Linked DNA regions of Homo sapiens: all the other regions are linked to region 3. Evidence: chromatin loops called from intact Hi-C (ENCODE). Cell type or tissue: Calu3. All regions are shown on one strand. Links, peaks and the distances in the headings refer to the core of each region. The heading gives the core; the rest is flanking DNA.

Region 1 (5,455 bases), core at 165-5,164, 490 kb after region 3:
ACTAGCAGCTTAGTTTTTGAATATTTTGTGAGTCATGATTATTACTTAATATCTAAATATAGACTGAGCAAGAGGTCCCTCATTCATGATGGCAGATACCATTTAGCAGGCTGAAGTGCAGTGACACAATTTTGGCTCACTGCAACCTCTGCCTCCCTGGTTTGAGTGATTCTCTTGTCTCAGCTTCCTGAGTAGTTGGGACTGCAGGCACACGCCACCACGCCCAGCTAATTTTTGTGTTTAGTACAGACAGGGTTTCACCATGTTGGCCAGGATGGTCTCGATCTCTTGACCTCATAATCTGCCCGCCTCGGCCTCCCAAAGTGCTGGGATTACAGGCGTGAGCCACCACGCCCGGCCAATTTTTGAGATTTTTAAATGCTTTCTTGTCAGCAAATTAAATTGTCATTATTTTTACTTAGTACTATCGTTTACAGAGAGCTTGTGCAAGAGCTGAAATGCCTATAGGAATAGAAGTATTGTCAGCTCCTCCTTTTTCTTGTTTACTTGCTCTTGCACTATTGGTATTCTTTTTAATTTAAAGTTTATCCACAAAATAATTTACTTTAAGCTACTTATCTTTTTTGTAAGTTGTTAAAACTAAATATACTCTAAGTCTCCCTAGTCAGGAACACAGAAGGCATCATACTCTGCAATACACTGAGAGTTAACGTACTGGTAGGAGCTTTGCTATCAATTCTCTGCACGGAATTCCTCAGGCACAGTGTATAACATGTAATCATCTGATGAAGAAGCTCAGGTCATCAGTATCATCTGACAAATATTATTAAAGCTTAATTTAATTCTTAGAATTAAAAAATATGTTCTATAACCTATGTAAATTCCAAGATTTTCTTTCCTATTCCCAAGAGCCCTCCTCCCACTGAAGTACGCCTGCTGTGGAGATCCCTGGTTGAAAGAACGGAAACCCTCCCCCTGCCAGCACCAACACAGTTGGTAGAAATAGGACTGTGTGGTTATTGCCACTAACACCGAAATTATCAATTTCACACCTAGATGCTAATTCTGGACTGTGAATTTTGCTTTTTAAAAATTTCTGTGTGGATTCTTTGTGTTATTTTTCAAGTCACAGTGAGAATTTAGCTGCTTCATTCCCAGGGACAATGTAGGTCTGACTGTTCGCTACTCTGCCTTAGGCCCAGAGCTTTTTGCTAGCTACAAAACTATAAACTATAATGGGTTGACAATTGTACTTATCCAAACGCTAGAACCTTTCAATGCAACCAGTACTATATAAATGGTGCTTTGTCAAATTTTCTCTAGGCTTTGTCTCATGTCTCTTTTACTATCTTGAATTTAGCAAAGTAAGACTAGTATGTAAATGATTTTCCAGTTACAGAGACATACATTGTCTCATCCATTTATTCAAAAATATGTACGGAGCAGGAACAAGTACTGTGTCAGATGTTTGATTGTCTCTCCTAGAGCTTCGGTGCTTGCTCTTAAGAATGTGTTTATACGTGACTCTGTGTGCATGTATTCCAGTTGACTTACATTTAAAAATACTACCAACATATTTGATACCATGGTCCCATGAATTCATTCATGGCATTCTTTTAGCATTTCCTGGGTTGTTGAAATCGGCCTAGTGCCTACCTGGGTGCTCAGGAGCTGAAGCAGTATATATGTAGAAGGAGTATTCCAGCAGATATGTTTTCTGCTCCTGAGTTTAAATTTAGATTTTATCAATTCTTCTACAGATTCTGGCTCACATAGACTTTGTGCTCAAGCATAGCCGTATGATAGAATCACATCGCCAATAAACAGTATAAAAACTCTACTGCAAATAGCCTCTGTTAGAAGAGCCTCCCATCTCAATTCATTTTAGAGTAATCAATAAAATAGGCTTGGACCACAATGTTGGCAAATAGATTTTTCAAAAATAATAATACTGTTGCAAAGAGGCCGGTGGCACAGGTTAAAAAAAAATACCAAAAAATTAGAAATATCTAATAGAGAAATCTGCAAATGATGGTGGAATTTCCTTTGCAGGAGGCTGCTCCCCTCAGGCCCGTCCTGCTGCCATTCGGCAGTGCATTCCAGCCTGCAGAAAACCTTTCTCCTACTGTACACAGGTGAGTCATGTGCTGGAGTCTTCTATAAGTGCATTAATTGCTGTGTTTTACACATGCAATCAGATGTTCTCCTGCCGGCTGCAGCCCAAGCAGCAGTTCCACGTGCCCATGATACCATCTAGAGGCATTTGCAGGAGTAATCCCAGTTATAAAGAATTTCTCGTCAGGACCATGTATTAACAGTGTTTTTCTATAAATCTGTCTTTAGCCAAATCTATCTTTCAAATACCTAATTTATGTTAGCTCTATTTACCAGTAAGTATTCTCAGTTGACTTATGTCTTCTCTTCTTAACCTTTTATACGCCTCAACTATTTTGAAAGATACTATAAATGTTCATATTTGCTAAAGTTATTATGCAAATTGTATTACACTATGATTACTGTTGAGTGAGTACATTTTTAGTTTATTTTAAATAAACTGAATATGTGACTATGGTTGAAAAAAATATGTGTATGGGGTGGCGGTTATGCATGTATTTTTTTTTCAAAGCAGAAATTTATTTGTGCTTTTTCTCCTATAACTCCCATCTACCACAACTCAGGAATTAATGTAAAACATGTAATGTATTCTAATCAATGGCACTCATGGTGTGCAGTGCACTATAATTCTTAAAAACTATACTACATTTTTTAAAGAAACAAGCTTTTTCTTATAGTATGCCTATTCTAAAAGTGATTTGATTAAAAATAATTCAAGTACTCAGTCCTATTATTGGCCTTACAAATCAAGATGGGTTAATTCTTTACCACAGAAAAGACAGTGGGTCAGCTTGCAGAGGGGAATAGAAGGAAAAGAGGGGAAGTTCAGGAACAACTCCATTTGGGTTAATGATGTTTAAAAAGTAGAAATTGTAGCTTTTCACCAACTCTCTGGATGTCCTCTTTAATTAAACAGAAAATACTTTTTTCCTTGAACTCTTGAACATATGACTGACTGGTTACAAGTTTTATCTCATGCTAAAAATAGAGATGCATCTTGAGAATATGGCTTCAATAGCTAAGCACATACAAATTTGCTTAGATATCTCCACTGTGATATGAAGATATCATTTTGTGATACTTTCAATTAAAACCAACTGAAAATATCATATTTATGTTATTATTATATGAATGCAACCTGAACTAAACTATAGGCTGTTAACTATAACATGTGCTCTTACTTTTTTTCTTTTGTAGAAGATTGAGGTGCTTTGTTTACTTTTAGTATCTGTTTCTCCTCAAAATCATGTGTTCAGTCAATAATTGATGACCTAAATAAAGTTAACTGGTTGATGAGGATTGGCATGAGTAGCTATGTGAAGCTAAGGTCTGTTCAGAAAATGCTAGATAAATAGCTTTAGGTAAGGAGCCATAAGAGCGAAGTCATAGAGATTCATAATCTTATGCTTATTCTCTTCCACTCTTCTCTATTGTCTGTATACTTGCTGGAGGAAGAGCAGTTATTTTCAAGTTCACTTCCAGAGACAGATAGGAATCTTCATCCATCATGTCTCATAATAATCTGCTTCTTGGTGACATTCATTGTACTTAAAAATGACCAGAAATTTACAGACTAATATAAAAGACCCATTGTCACAATGCCAACTAGAGATGTGATGTGGGGTGACACTCGAGTTATTACAAGGAAGGAGTAACTCAGATAGGCATAGGTATATTTCTCTTGAGCATGCGTCTTTGGTGAAGTCTTTTATCTCCCATGTAAGGCTGCCCTCCTTGAGTGCAGAAGTAAGCCTACAAGCAGAGACGTAGTTTGACATGGTTATGTCAGCAGCAGCGAATCCATACAGGTCTGCGGCAATTTGACTCTTGCCTCCTCCGAGGAAATAATTCATCTGAGGGGCATAAGGCAGAATGTACTTATGCTTGTACTGAGGCAAGTATTTGAACAAGAGTGAAAGTTTATTAAAAAGTTTCAGAGCAGGAAAGAAAGGAAGTAAAGTACACTTGGAAGAAGGCCAAGTGCCCTCTTTGACCTTTGACTTGGGTTTTATATGTTGGCATGCTTCAGGGGTAGAGGTCGTTTTCCCTCTCCCCCGATTCTTCCCTTAGGGTGCGCCATCCACATGCATAGTGGCCATCCACAGTGGCCTGCCAGGACTTGGGAGGGGCCGCATGCACAGCGTGTTTACTGAAGTTGTACACATGCTCACTTTAGGCATTTTTCCCTTACAAGTTGTGTGTTCCTAGAGGAAGATCATATACCAGTTAAACTCCTCCATTTTGCCTCTTAGTGAGCACGGTTGAGCCCATTTGCCCAGCTCCTGAGATTTTATTAGGAAGCTACTGATCACCAGCTTCAGGTGTTTTCTTTTTTCTTTTTTTTTTTTTTTTTGAGATGGAGTCTTGCTCAGTCCACCCAGGCTGGAGTGCAGTGGCATGATCTTGGCTCACTGCAACCACCGCCTCCTGGGTTCACGCCATTCTCCTGCCTCAGCCTCCCAAGTAGCTAGGACTACAGATGCCCGCCACGACGCCCGGCTAATTTTTTTTTTTTCTTTTTTTTTTTTTTTGTATTTTTGGTAGAGACAGGTTTCACCACGTTAGCCAGGATGGTCTCGATCTCCTGACCTTGTGATCCACCCGCCTTGGCCTCCCAAAGTGCTGGGATTACAGGCGTGAGCCACAGCGCCCGGCCAGGTGTTTTCTATCTTTTGGGAGACTGCCTTTCCCTCGTGCTCGCTGCAACCAATTATTATTTTAGAGAGACAGTTTAACAGCTGCCTAACCATCACCTGATGGTTGCCTGACATTCCTGGTGGGGGACCCTTCTCCTGCCCTGCTTATGTCTTCTTAGCTACCTACTCTAACATTTAGTGGTCAATGGTAAAAGGTGATGGAGGGATTTCGCGGCTGTGATAGCAAGAACACTTAATTCAAAGAAGATATGTACATAATCCCTGTTGCTTTGCTTCTCAGTAAGAAGGGTGGGTTGGAGCAACTAGGCAAGGATCTGAAACAAATGGAGATAAGAGTTGAAGATAATTTGATTAAATGCCATAAACATCTCCATAAGAGAGGAAAAGATGGCCAGACATGGTGGCTCACACCTGTAATCCCAGCACTTTGGGAAGCCGAGGTGGGAAGATTACCTGAGGTCAGGAGTTTAAGACCAGCCTGGCCAACATGGTGAAACCCTGTTTCTATTAAAAGAACAAAAAAAAGACAAAATTAGCCAGGTGTGATGGCGGGTGCCTATAATCCCAGCTACTCGGAAGGCTGAGACAGGAGAAGTGCTTGAACCTGGGAGGCGGAGATTACAATGAGCTGAGATTGTGCCATTGTACTCCAGCATCAGCAACAGAGTGAAACTCCATCTAAAAAAAAAAAAAAAGACAAAAAGAGAGAGGAAAAGCATAGT
Region 2 (5,455 bases), core at 307-5,306, 670 kb after region 3:
TGTCATGTTGTAATAAAGATTAATAAAAATACAAAATAGTATGTCATAAATGTGGGAGAAAACAGTGAAGTAGAAACTAAGGGCCACTGATTTTTATACTTTAAATAGAGATTGAAGCTGGAATTTAGAATTCAAGGAGAAATTTATATTATTTCATCAGAAAAAGAATAGGGACAGGACATATAACAGTGAACTTGCAGACAATAAGAAGATGAATTTTGCTGACACAGTTTATTCATATACAGAAATAATAGGGCATCAATGGAGAATCAAGAGTAGGTAGATGCCAGATAGGAAAGGACTTTCAACATAATTTAAGGAATTTGGACTTTATTATTCAGTCAATTGGAAGAAATGTGATTTCTCATTATGAGGTTGATATGCAAAAAGGCATTATAGGAATCTATACTTTTTAGGGGTGTGAATTACCAGTGGTTGAAAATAGAAAGAAATATTTTTTTCATATACTTGTTGGCTATTTGTATGTCTTCTTTCAAGAAAAGTTTATTCAGGTCCTTTGCCCATTTTTAAAATCGAATTACTTGTTTTCTTGCTATTGAGTTGAATTCCTTACATATTTTGGATATGAATCCCTTATATGATGTATGGTTTGCAAATTTTTTTCTCTCAATCTGTAGGTTGTCTTTTCACTCTATTAACACTGTTTCCTTTGCTGTACAGAAGCTTTTTAGAGTGAAGCAATCCCATTTGTTTATTTTTTCTTTTATTGGCTAAGCTTTTGGGATCAAATCTAAAATATCATTGCCCAGACAAATGATGTAGAGATTTTCCCTTATGTTTTATTCTAGTGGTATTACAGTTTCCATTATTATGTCTAGGTCTTTTATCTATTTTGAGTTTATTTCTGTATGTGGTGTAAGATAAAGTCCCAAATTTATTCTTCTGCATGAGGATATCCAGTTTTCCCAGCATGACTTATTGAATTGAAGAGACAGAACTTTTCCATTGAGTGTTCTCGCCATCTTTGACAAAAATCAATTGCTTGTAAATCTGTAGGTTTATTTCGGGTTTTTCTATCCTGTTTTATTGTGGTGTCTGTTTTTATGCCAATACCACACTGTTTTAATTACTATAACTTTGTAACATATTTTAAAATCAGGTGGTTTGATGCCTCCAACTTTGTTCTCAAAATTACCTTGGCTATTCAGGATAATTTGCAGTTCCATATGAATTTTAGAATTTTTTTTCTATTTCTGTGAAAAGGATTTGGAATTTTGATAGGGATTGAATTGAATCTATAGATTTTATGGGGGTGGTATGGAGATTTTAACAATATTAATTACTCCCAGCTAGGAACACAGAATTTCCTTTCATTTATTTTCAGTTTGTTTTATCAAAGGTTTATAGACCTTTTATGTCCTTGGCTAATTTTAGTTATAAGTACTTTTTTTTTTCATAGCTATTGTTAACAGGATTTTTTTTCTTGATTTCTTTTTTGGATAGTTTATTGTTAATGTATAGAAATACTACCAATTATCAAATATTAATTTTTGCACCCTGCAACTTTCCTGAATTTATGTATCAATACTAACAGTCTTTGGTAGAATCTTTAGAGATTTTTTATATAGAATATCGCTAGTCACTAGGAAAACACAAATTAAAACCACAATGAGATATCACTTTACTCCTTTCAGTATAGCTATTATTAAAAAGATGAAAGGTGAGTGTTGGTGAGGATGTGCAGAAAAGGGAAACTCTTGCACAGTGTTGGTGGAATGTGAGTTAGTAACGTTATTAAGGAAAACTAAGGTGAGTTCTTGAGAAACAATAGAACTACCATATGACTCAGCAATCTTATATCTAGGTATATATGCAAAGGAACTGAAATCAGCATGTCAAAGAGGTAACTACATTCCCACGTTCATTGCAGCATTATTCTCAATCATCAAGATATGGAATCAATAGATGAATGGATAAATAAAATGTAGTGTATTCACACACACACACACACACACACACACACACACATGCACACACAGGAATATTATCCAGCCTTTAAAAAATGGGCAAAATCGTATCATTTGCAACAACATAGATGAACCTGGAGGATATTGTGCTAAGTAAAATAACCAGGCACAAAAAGCCAAATACCACATGATTTCACTTACATGTTGAAATTAAAAAGTCAAACTCAAAGTAAAATAGTCATTATCAGAGGCTGGGTGTGGGGAAAAAGGAATGGAAAGGTGTTATACCAAGTTCCAGTTAGACTGGAGTTACAAGTTTTTGAGACTGATTGCACAACATGTTAGCTATATAGTGAATAACAACCTACTGCATATTTCAAGACTAAGAAAGTAAATTTCAAATGTTCTCATGAAAAATGGTAAGTATGTGAGGTGATGGATATGTTAATTTAGCTTGAATTAATCATTGTACATTGCATACATATATCAAAAGATCACATTGTACCCCATAACTATATACAATTATAATTTGTCTTTTAAAAATTTTGAAAAATAGAGACAGTAAAATGCTAGTAGCCATGGATTTGTCATTAAGAATCTACAAGCGGCTTCTTGCTATGCAAAAGAGACACACTTGATATAAACAACTATAGCTTTTATTTTATGTGTTAAGAATGTTGGGTTGAATGTAATAATGTAAAAATTGACAGGTAATACAATTTAAAAATAGTAATAGTTAACATTTTTTACTATTTAAGACCTACTATGTGGCAGGTACTGTGTGAAGCATTTTACATTCCTTTTCTTATTTAAAATTCCTCCAAACCCCATGTGGTAGGAACTATGAGTATCTCAACTTTACGAAAGAAATAATAACTTAAAGAGGATAAGTAATTTCCTTATTTAATGTAGATACTTACGGGCAAAGCCAGGATTTGAACCTCATTCTGCCTGGCACCAGCGTGTTTGGACAATCTTTCTTCAGGCATGGTTATACTCATGACAAACATGATTCATTTATTAAAATAACATTATAGAAGTCCAGGAAAAAGGTGGCTCCAGGGCAAATGGAAAAGAGGAAAAGATGTAAGATAAATTACTAAATTGAATACAAGAGGAGAGATGAGGATTCGAGAACAACTTCAAGTGTTTAAACATGAGATAAAAGGAGAACAGTAGCACCACTAGTGGAAATAGTAAAAACTAGAGAATAAACTTGTCTCCAGTAATAAAAAGTTTTGGCTCGACAATGGTAAAACAGTATGGGCTTATTTTAGACCAAAGTCCAAGTTTTATAATTGTATCCCTTGAGTCCAGCAATTACCAAAATAATGTTATTAAGGATGAGATGTTTCCAGGGGGCGGCTTGACCACAGTGCCTATCTTCTCTTCTTCCTAAGATCAGCATACACAGCAATAAGTCTACACACTATTTGGTGAACTAGCTCAACTACTGTGGGCATTTGTATCCTGGATCAAGGATATTCAGTTTCAATCATATAGAATTTCCCTGACACTAATGAGATTACTTCTCTTTAGTTATTCCTATTGATTATCAATCCTCCTTCATGTAAACCAAAGTCCCCATCAAGTTTCAAATGCCTTGTTTTTAAATATGAGCCAAAAAAAAAAAACCCAAGAAGCTACAAGCACACAAGAAAATTAACATATAAATGCAAAAGAAAAAATAAGTATAAAATAGGAAGAAAGAAAGGAAGGTAGGAAAAAGGAAAAGAGGAAGGAAGGAAGGAAGGAGGGGAAGGAGGGAGAAAAACCAGAGAAAGTTGAGATTTAAAAGAATAGAAAATGGCTTAAAATAATAAAATAAAATATTGATTACTGTTCTCAGAGAGAGTCCTGAAGATATTTAATTTATAAAACCACTGTTGTGGCCCTTAGAAATCATTACTTCTAATGTCTTTTGTTGATAGTGTTTATTGAAAAGAAAAGTATTTGGATGAATGCTTGTTGCTTAAGGGCTTTTGCTTGAAAATTGCAATATTAATTGTCAGTACTTTTATAGAAAACATCATTGAATGACTATATCTGTGACACAAAAATGAAGGGGATAGTTTTAATTTGAAGCATTTTCTTTATCACAAATTACATATCTAGCAGAATTCACAGCCCTTCAAATAAGGTTTGCAATTACAGGAAACTTATCTCTACAAGCCCCTTGAGAAGCCCTGGACTGGATTCCATGATTCCAGCAGGTATCTCTTAGAGGCATCACCTCTTACAGGACTCACCAAAGCTCTTGCTAGGTAATCTGCAGAAGTATAATAAACTTTAAATAATAGCCTCATGAAGACATCATAGTTTACTGGAAGTCACTATTATGGGCAACTAATCTGCAAAGCACATTTTCTTATATCCTCCAAACTTTGCAGCGGTGCTACAAAAATCTAGGTATGGAATTAGGAAATCAGCATTAAAATTACAGCCGTTTACCATTTGATTTTAAATAAGTCAATTACCATTCTGAGTTGTGGTTTCTATGTAAACCATGAATACAGTAATACCCTTATAGCATAAATTGCTAAAAAAAAATAAATTTAAAAATTTTAAAGCGCTATCATGATAAATAGCATATAGAAACTCTATTATATTGAAGATAATTTGTCGCATGGGCATTAATTAAAATTTCCATATAAAATCAAGATCATTACACATTATCATCATAAAAACTGAATATATCTGTTATTTTATCCACCCCAAACAGGTCTAGCTTTATTTTTAAAAAATCTATGTGTACCCCAAACCCTCTCTGTTCTATTAGAGAGATAGACATTAATTTTGAGCAGATAACCCCTACTAAAACAAAAACACACACACAACATGAAATACATGATCTTAATGATAAAATATGAGGTTTCAACAATATAAAAACCCAAGATTAATCTCTAATTCTGTCATATTTGGAAGATAATGATTTTATCTCTTTAAATGTAAGATATAGACATTTGAAGTGATGATTTATAAGATCTACACCACTTTGGAGCTTAAGCTCTAAATATTTGTAATAATCATCCAACCTGGCCATAACTGTGAATAAAATTGGTCCAAAACATAGATTTTATTTTTTTCTAGATTTTTCTTTATATCTATAAATATTTTTAGAATAGTAAATTTACCTTTTGAGCAAAATTATGGTATCTCTCAATTAATCATGTAGAGAAAATATTTATGATCTTCATAAAACTTTCCTTGCCTTATAAACTCCACGATACTACAGAAAATGTCACCAACACAATTACAGCCAATTTTTTTGTTGAATATTCTTGGCAAAGTTCCTCAAAATGTTAAACATTAGAGTTAGTACATGACCCAACAATTTCACTCCTATATATCCTAAAGAAGTGAAGATATATATTCACGCAGAAACTTGTACATAGGTTATAGCAGCATTATTCATAATAGCCAAAAAGCAGAAACTGTACAAATATGCACGGACTGATGAATAGTTAAACAACATGTGGTATATCTATGCAATAGAATATCACTTTGCAGTAAAAAGGAATGAAGTA
Region 3 (5,455 bases), core at 261-5,260:
GACATCGTATTCTGAAGGCCGTCTGCCAGAATGACCGCGGTATGACCCAGTGACCCACTAGAGGTGTTAGGATGTTAAGTATCAGCCAAATAACACATGACCACCCTTCAATAGATCATTCTCATGAGGAAGAGAAGCACAGCCTTTCTTATCCTTGAATATTTATGTTTACATCGAGTGACACATTGCTGCAAAGTAAGGTGCCGTGACTTAATATGGGTCCACATACTCCATGACAGAACACTATTTGATTGTACTTAAATGCAATACAGCAAACCTAGAGATTTCTTAAGAGTTTTTAATTTGTCAAAAAAACAGAGAACAAATCTCTTGGATAGTGTTCAACTTATCAATATAAAACAAGTAAAAGCCAATGTATAACATGCCTTTATATATTATAAACAAATGTCATCTTGTTAAGAATCCAGGACTGAAACATCCTGCAAGTTAAAAAAAGAACCAAACAAAACTAGGTGGCTTTTTGTTTATATGACATTAGAGTTGAATCAGCTATAGACACAATACTAACATTTCCAAAGAACTGTTTTTAAATACAAGTTGTCAAGATTTACAAAACTATTAACAATGATGTCTTTCCTCAATCAGCAAGCACCTGGTAGGTTATTTGAAATGAAAGGTGATTCAGAAAACATGTGTCATGTGGAAATAAGAAAAGTGACATGTAAAACCTTGATCCTGAACTTGAAAAAAATTTCAGTACCTTGGAAGAATATCGTGTATATTTATTAATCAGCTCTGCCATGAGAAGCCCCACTTATAATGCTCATGATATGTGGAATGAAGCGTTTTGAACTTATGCAGCTAAGTAATCCATAGAACAGAAGTAAATCACAAAATAGATTCAGAGCACACAGGGTTGATATATATTGCAAAGCTTTTCATTCCTTTTTTTCTCTCTCCCTCCCTCCCTCTCTTCATCCTTTCTTCATTTCTTTTCAATCATTACCATAATTACACAGATATAGATTTTGTCAGGTGATGTAATTGGTTCCCTGTGGAAACCAGGTGATTATTTAATTAAAGGGCAATAACAGATTGTATTAGCTACAGCAGAGTTAAAACTAATAGCAACTCCTGTGAATATTAACATATAATTTTTGAATTGTGGTAACATATGTGCAATTTAGTAACAGATCACTTTCGTATTGCTTTTGTTTGTGTGATATTGTGTTTTCTAATAAGACGTATATTTTTTGGTCTTCGTCCCTGGCTCCTTATCACAGAGCTCCTAAAACCCTGGTTATTTCCTGAGATACAGGGGTGCTAGGAGAATCTTTTGTTTTCATAGTTGGTCTTTAATCGTGGTTCCTGACACAGCTCTTAAATCCCTTGGAATTTCCTGAGTGCAAGGCCTGCCTTATTCTAATGAAGTAATGCTTGGTGAGCTTCTGGATGGGAGATGATCACCAGAAAGACCAAACCATGATTAGAAGCTTAGGTATTTCAGTTCACCCACTGGAAACAAGAGAGGGGCTGGAGATTGGGTTAATTATTGATCCTACTTACATAAACACCTCTGAACTATGAGGTACAGAGAGCTTCTGGGCTGCTGGAAATGTGGCAGTGCTGAGAGGGTGGCAGATCCCAGCAAGGGGATGGAAGCCCTGCACTCTGTCCCCCATACCTTGCCCTGTGCATCTTTTCCTCATGAATCTCTTCTGGCTTTTCATGTATATTCTTTGTAATATCCTTTATGATAAACCAATACATGTAAAATGTTTCCCTGAGTTCTGTAATATGTCCTAGGAAATTATAGGACCTGAGGAAGGAGTTGTGGGAACCCCGATGTATAACCATGGGTCAGAAGCACAGGCGACAGTCTGGGACTTGAGACGGGCATCTGAAGTGAGCGGCAGTCTTGAAGGACTGAGACCATAACCTGTGGGATCTAATGCTAACTCCAAATAGATAGTGTTAGAGTTGAGTTAAATTGCAGGATGCCCAGGTGGTGTTGGAGAATTGTGTGGTTACAGAAGTGTTCTGTGTTGAGTTTGGAGTAAGAAGTGAAGTATGGAAGTTTAAAACATGAGCTCTAGAGTTAGATAGGTTGCAGTTTCAACTCTGCTACTCACCTGCTAGGTTGTCTCAGGAAATTTATTTAACTAGGAAGCATCCTTTCTTTCAGCTGCCAAGTGGGGTAATAAAACCTCCCTCTCACTCTTAAGACTGTGAGAGTTAAATTAGTTATATAACAATGATTAGTGAAGTGGCAATGATTTTTTGAATGGCATATAACCATTCCAAAAAGCCATAAACTTATTTTATGTATATTTTAAAGTACAATTATTATTCTACCCGGTCCTGAAGAATTGGTCGAAGAGCATTCTTTTAAAACATGAAAATAATAAGGAGGATTCGAATAGCCATAACTAATTCTTCCTCCCCAGCTCCAGCTAAGGAAACACAAAGATCATTGGTTTGGTTGGAACCCAGTGATAAATGACTCTCATGCTTTGTTATCTCACAGCAGATATTGGAGGGTTGTCATGATATCTCTGTCCACTTGGCTAGGAACTTCTTTCATAATTTATGCTGAGCCTTCTACAATCATCAGCTTTACTGTTTTACAGCAGTTTTAGAGCTTTCTTGCTTATTCCTGTGAAATGACTAATTTTCAGCTTTTGACCTACACACTGAACTTATGTGTGCAGAAGAGGGAATTAATATTTGTTCATATCAGCTCCGTGAAGTCTTTTTGGTTTTTAAATACCTGAATGACTCCCTCATCGTTTGTGGGGCAATGGCCATGGTCGTGGTTCTGGGAACATGCTTGGCCTCCTAGTGGCTGAAGCTGTCTTTTGTTCTGTGTGAAACTGAAAATGTGGTCTGGTTACACTTTTTGTGGTTCAGCTTCAGTGTGAATCTGGGTGATTGATGATAGAAGTTTGGCAGAGAAGTGCTCCTGTTTGACTCCTACATATTATCAGGTTTTTTCCATAACTACAGGAGTTGACAGAACTGTTGACATTAATTTAAATGCCTGGAGAATGACAGGTTTGAGATATACAGTGTCCTTTGATTTCCTTTTGTTTTTTTCTTTGTAACATTTGATATTTTCCTCCATCACTCTTGGTTTATTAATTGCTTCATAGACACTTTCTTTCAGAATTTGTTTTGAATTTAACAGATGAGACCAAAAGAAATACTTTATTTTTGATTTTTTAAAAAACCACTTACATTAGATCTACTCAGACTTGAGGCCTACCTTAATTTGTAAGGGTAACTTGGCTTGTTTACCATTTTTAGGCTTTTACATATGATCTCCTTCTAGATATCCTGCATATAGGTGTTTAGAAAGGAACATTCAACATCCCTGCCAAGTATCTATGTCCCATTCAAATTGTGGAACCATGAGATTTCTACATAAGCTTGACCAAGATTCTGTAGGGCTCTCGACAGTGTCTTGTTGGGTGTCCTTGTTAGCTGCTAGGAAGACATATTGCTCTTCCCCAGGAGTTTGTTTAGACCATTAGCTTACAAACTTCAAAAATATATAATCTATGTCACATTGAAACCAGGGAGTATATGGAAATAGCAATTTCTGATGTGCCTAAACTTTGTGGATTAGTTTAAGAATGTGGTCTACTTTGGGTTATCTTAGATTTGAGTAGTCATCTCTAATTCCTACAGCTATCTCTGCTTTGTTCCATTTTCTACTTTGATTTATTAGCAATACTATCAGTGCCACTGAAGCTCCTCTTTCTCCCTCAAGCCTGTAATTATAGCAAACATTATGTTAGTCAGTGATATTTATTTTCAAGAGGTAAATTGCTTAATAGATTGTATAAATGAGTGTTCTTATTTGGAATCTGATTTCCGAGTCTCTGATTGATGGAATAGCTTTGATTTCTGTCCTCTGCACAATATCTTATCAAATGTCAATAGACATTTACGGAGCGTTGAATATGCATAGGTTATTCTTGTCTCATTGACAAGTATGTTTCCTCATTTCAAAGTAGCACTTGAAATGTAAATGGAGTGAGATTCAAAAATGCAAGCCCAACATATTTCTCCCTTAGAATATCAAATTTACTCACTGCATTTTAAACATCAATTCTCAAACATATAACTGGTTCGTTATTGCCAGGTGTCACTGGTGATTGATCAAAGTTTACCACCAAGTGACATCTTCAAAAGCAAGTTGGAAAAACCCTCATAATGCCAGGCCAGTGGACAGTGTTCCCAGTGGCTGGCAAGTGACTACTATGTATCATCTTTCATGTGCCCACAATGCAAAGTGGGCAGAAGACTCCATGGGGTCATTGGATAAACACCTGTCTGCCTGCTGTAGCAGTCAGACCTGGAGCACTCACCCATAACTTTTGCCCCATAATTTGCCAAATAGGCTATCTTGAAAAAAAGTGTTTACATGTTTCAGCAAACATCTTCATTCAGGGATAATGCAACATACAATCTGCACTTCTAGAAGGCAAATGCCCACACTACTGAAGAGTGTAATAGATCACAAAGAACAAAGTTCACATGTTGAGAGGCATGGAGTTAGAGTTCTGCAGTGTTGCCAAAAACACTCCCTTGCATACAAGGTTTTTTTATTTTCACAGTTGCACTATGCATTTTCCATGCAAATATTTTTCTCAAGCTGTGTATATATTTGCACGGCACTAGGAATGATTTTGCATCATTAAAGTAGCTTTGCTTTTTATTTCAAGGATATTTTTCTAGGGGTCTTTGCCTTAAATCATTAACTGTGAACACTCCAAGAATGTTACCTTTAATCTTGGCTAAAATGGCATGTACTTGTAAGCTCTAACACTGTAAGTACTTTTTAAGGAGGACTTCAACTGGTGGAAATGTGTTAGAATAATCATTTACCTAAGTTGGATCAAATATTCTTTAAATGTTTTTACGTCTGTGATTGGAGTTGAAAGTTTTGTTTTGTTTGTTTGTTTTATTTTTAGATCTCAAAAATGTTCTTTGGCTTACCTGTGAGAGTAATGTCAGACTCCAGACTCCATTCAAATAAAAATTATTTTTTGGAATATTTTGCGATTCACCAGAATTCTAAAGAGAACTCCTTTTGTGTTGTCTTTATTTTTAAACTCTTCGATTATGTTGTATCTCGTGTTGTTAACAAATGCTGCTTTACTTCTGCTCTGTAAGTTTTTGCTTTTGCTTATAAGATATTCTAAATGCTATTTTAGTATAATATTTATTTTCTTGTATTTTAGGATGAAAGAAGAATAGATTATTCATCAGATATTTCTTTTTCACATAAGTATATTCCTTCAGTGAATCAACCTATTTAAAGAGATGCTATAAAATTCGAGCCACCTGAGGATATGTAGGCTCTAAAATAAAGTTAAAATGTGGATTTTCTAAAAGTTTTGAGAAATGGCAACTTGGTTAAAATAAATATGCGGTTTATTAAGATGTGCATTTTAGAAAGGATAATAGTAATCAGATTTTTCTTTTT

What was found. A loop is a pair of places that touch in the nucleus more often than their neighbours do. Peaks named below come from ENCODE experiments on the same cell type or tissue, not always from the same donor. Only the 100,000 strongest peaks of a DNase experiment are listed, where the experiment ranks them.
Region 1: it touches region 3 in a loop (2.6-fold over the local background); 3 of 110 quality-filtered maps call a loop at or near these places.
Region 2: a loop joins it to region 3, with 2.6 times the contacts of the local background. A loop is called at or near these places in 3 of 110 quality-filtered maps.

The regions. Positions count from the first base shown.
Region 1 is chr2:137,657,651-137,663,105 of GRCh38, forward strand. It overlaps THSD7B (thrombospondin type 1 domain containing 7B), which reads left to right. Exons shown (of 28, transcript NM_001316349.2): 25 at 2,014-2,096. Among named protein-coding and RNA genes, the nearest start is that of HNMT, 300 kb to the right of the region's middle. In Calu3, for the core only: no CTCF peak of the experiment used is centred there; a DNase peak (open chromatin) is centred at 2,171.
Region 2 is chr2:137,845,398-137,850,852 of GRCh38, forward strand. No RefSeq gene overlaps it. Among named protein-coding and RNA genes, the nearest start is that of HNMT, 120 kb to the right of the region's middle. In Calu3, for the core only: no CTCF peak of the experiment used is centred there; a DNase peak (open chromatin) is centred at 2,214.
Region 3 is chr2:137,170,900-137,176,354 of GRCh38, forward strand. It overlaps THSD7B (thrombospondin type 1 domain containing 7B), which reads left to right. Exons shown (of 28, transcript NM_001316349.2): 7 at 1-39. Among named protein-coding and RNA genes, the nearest start is that of THSD7B, 410 kb to the left of the region's middle. In Calu3, for the core only: a CTCF peak has its summit at 2,770; a DNase peak (open chromatin) is centred at 2,782.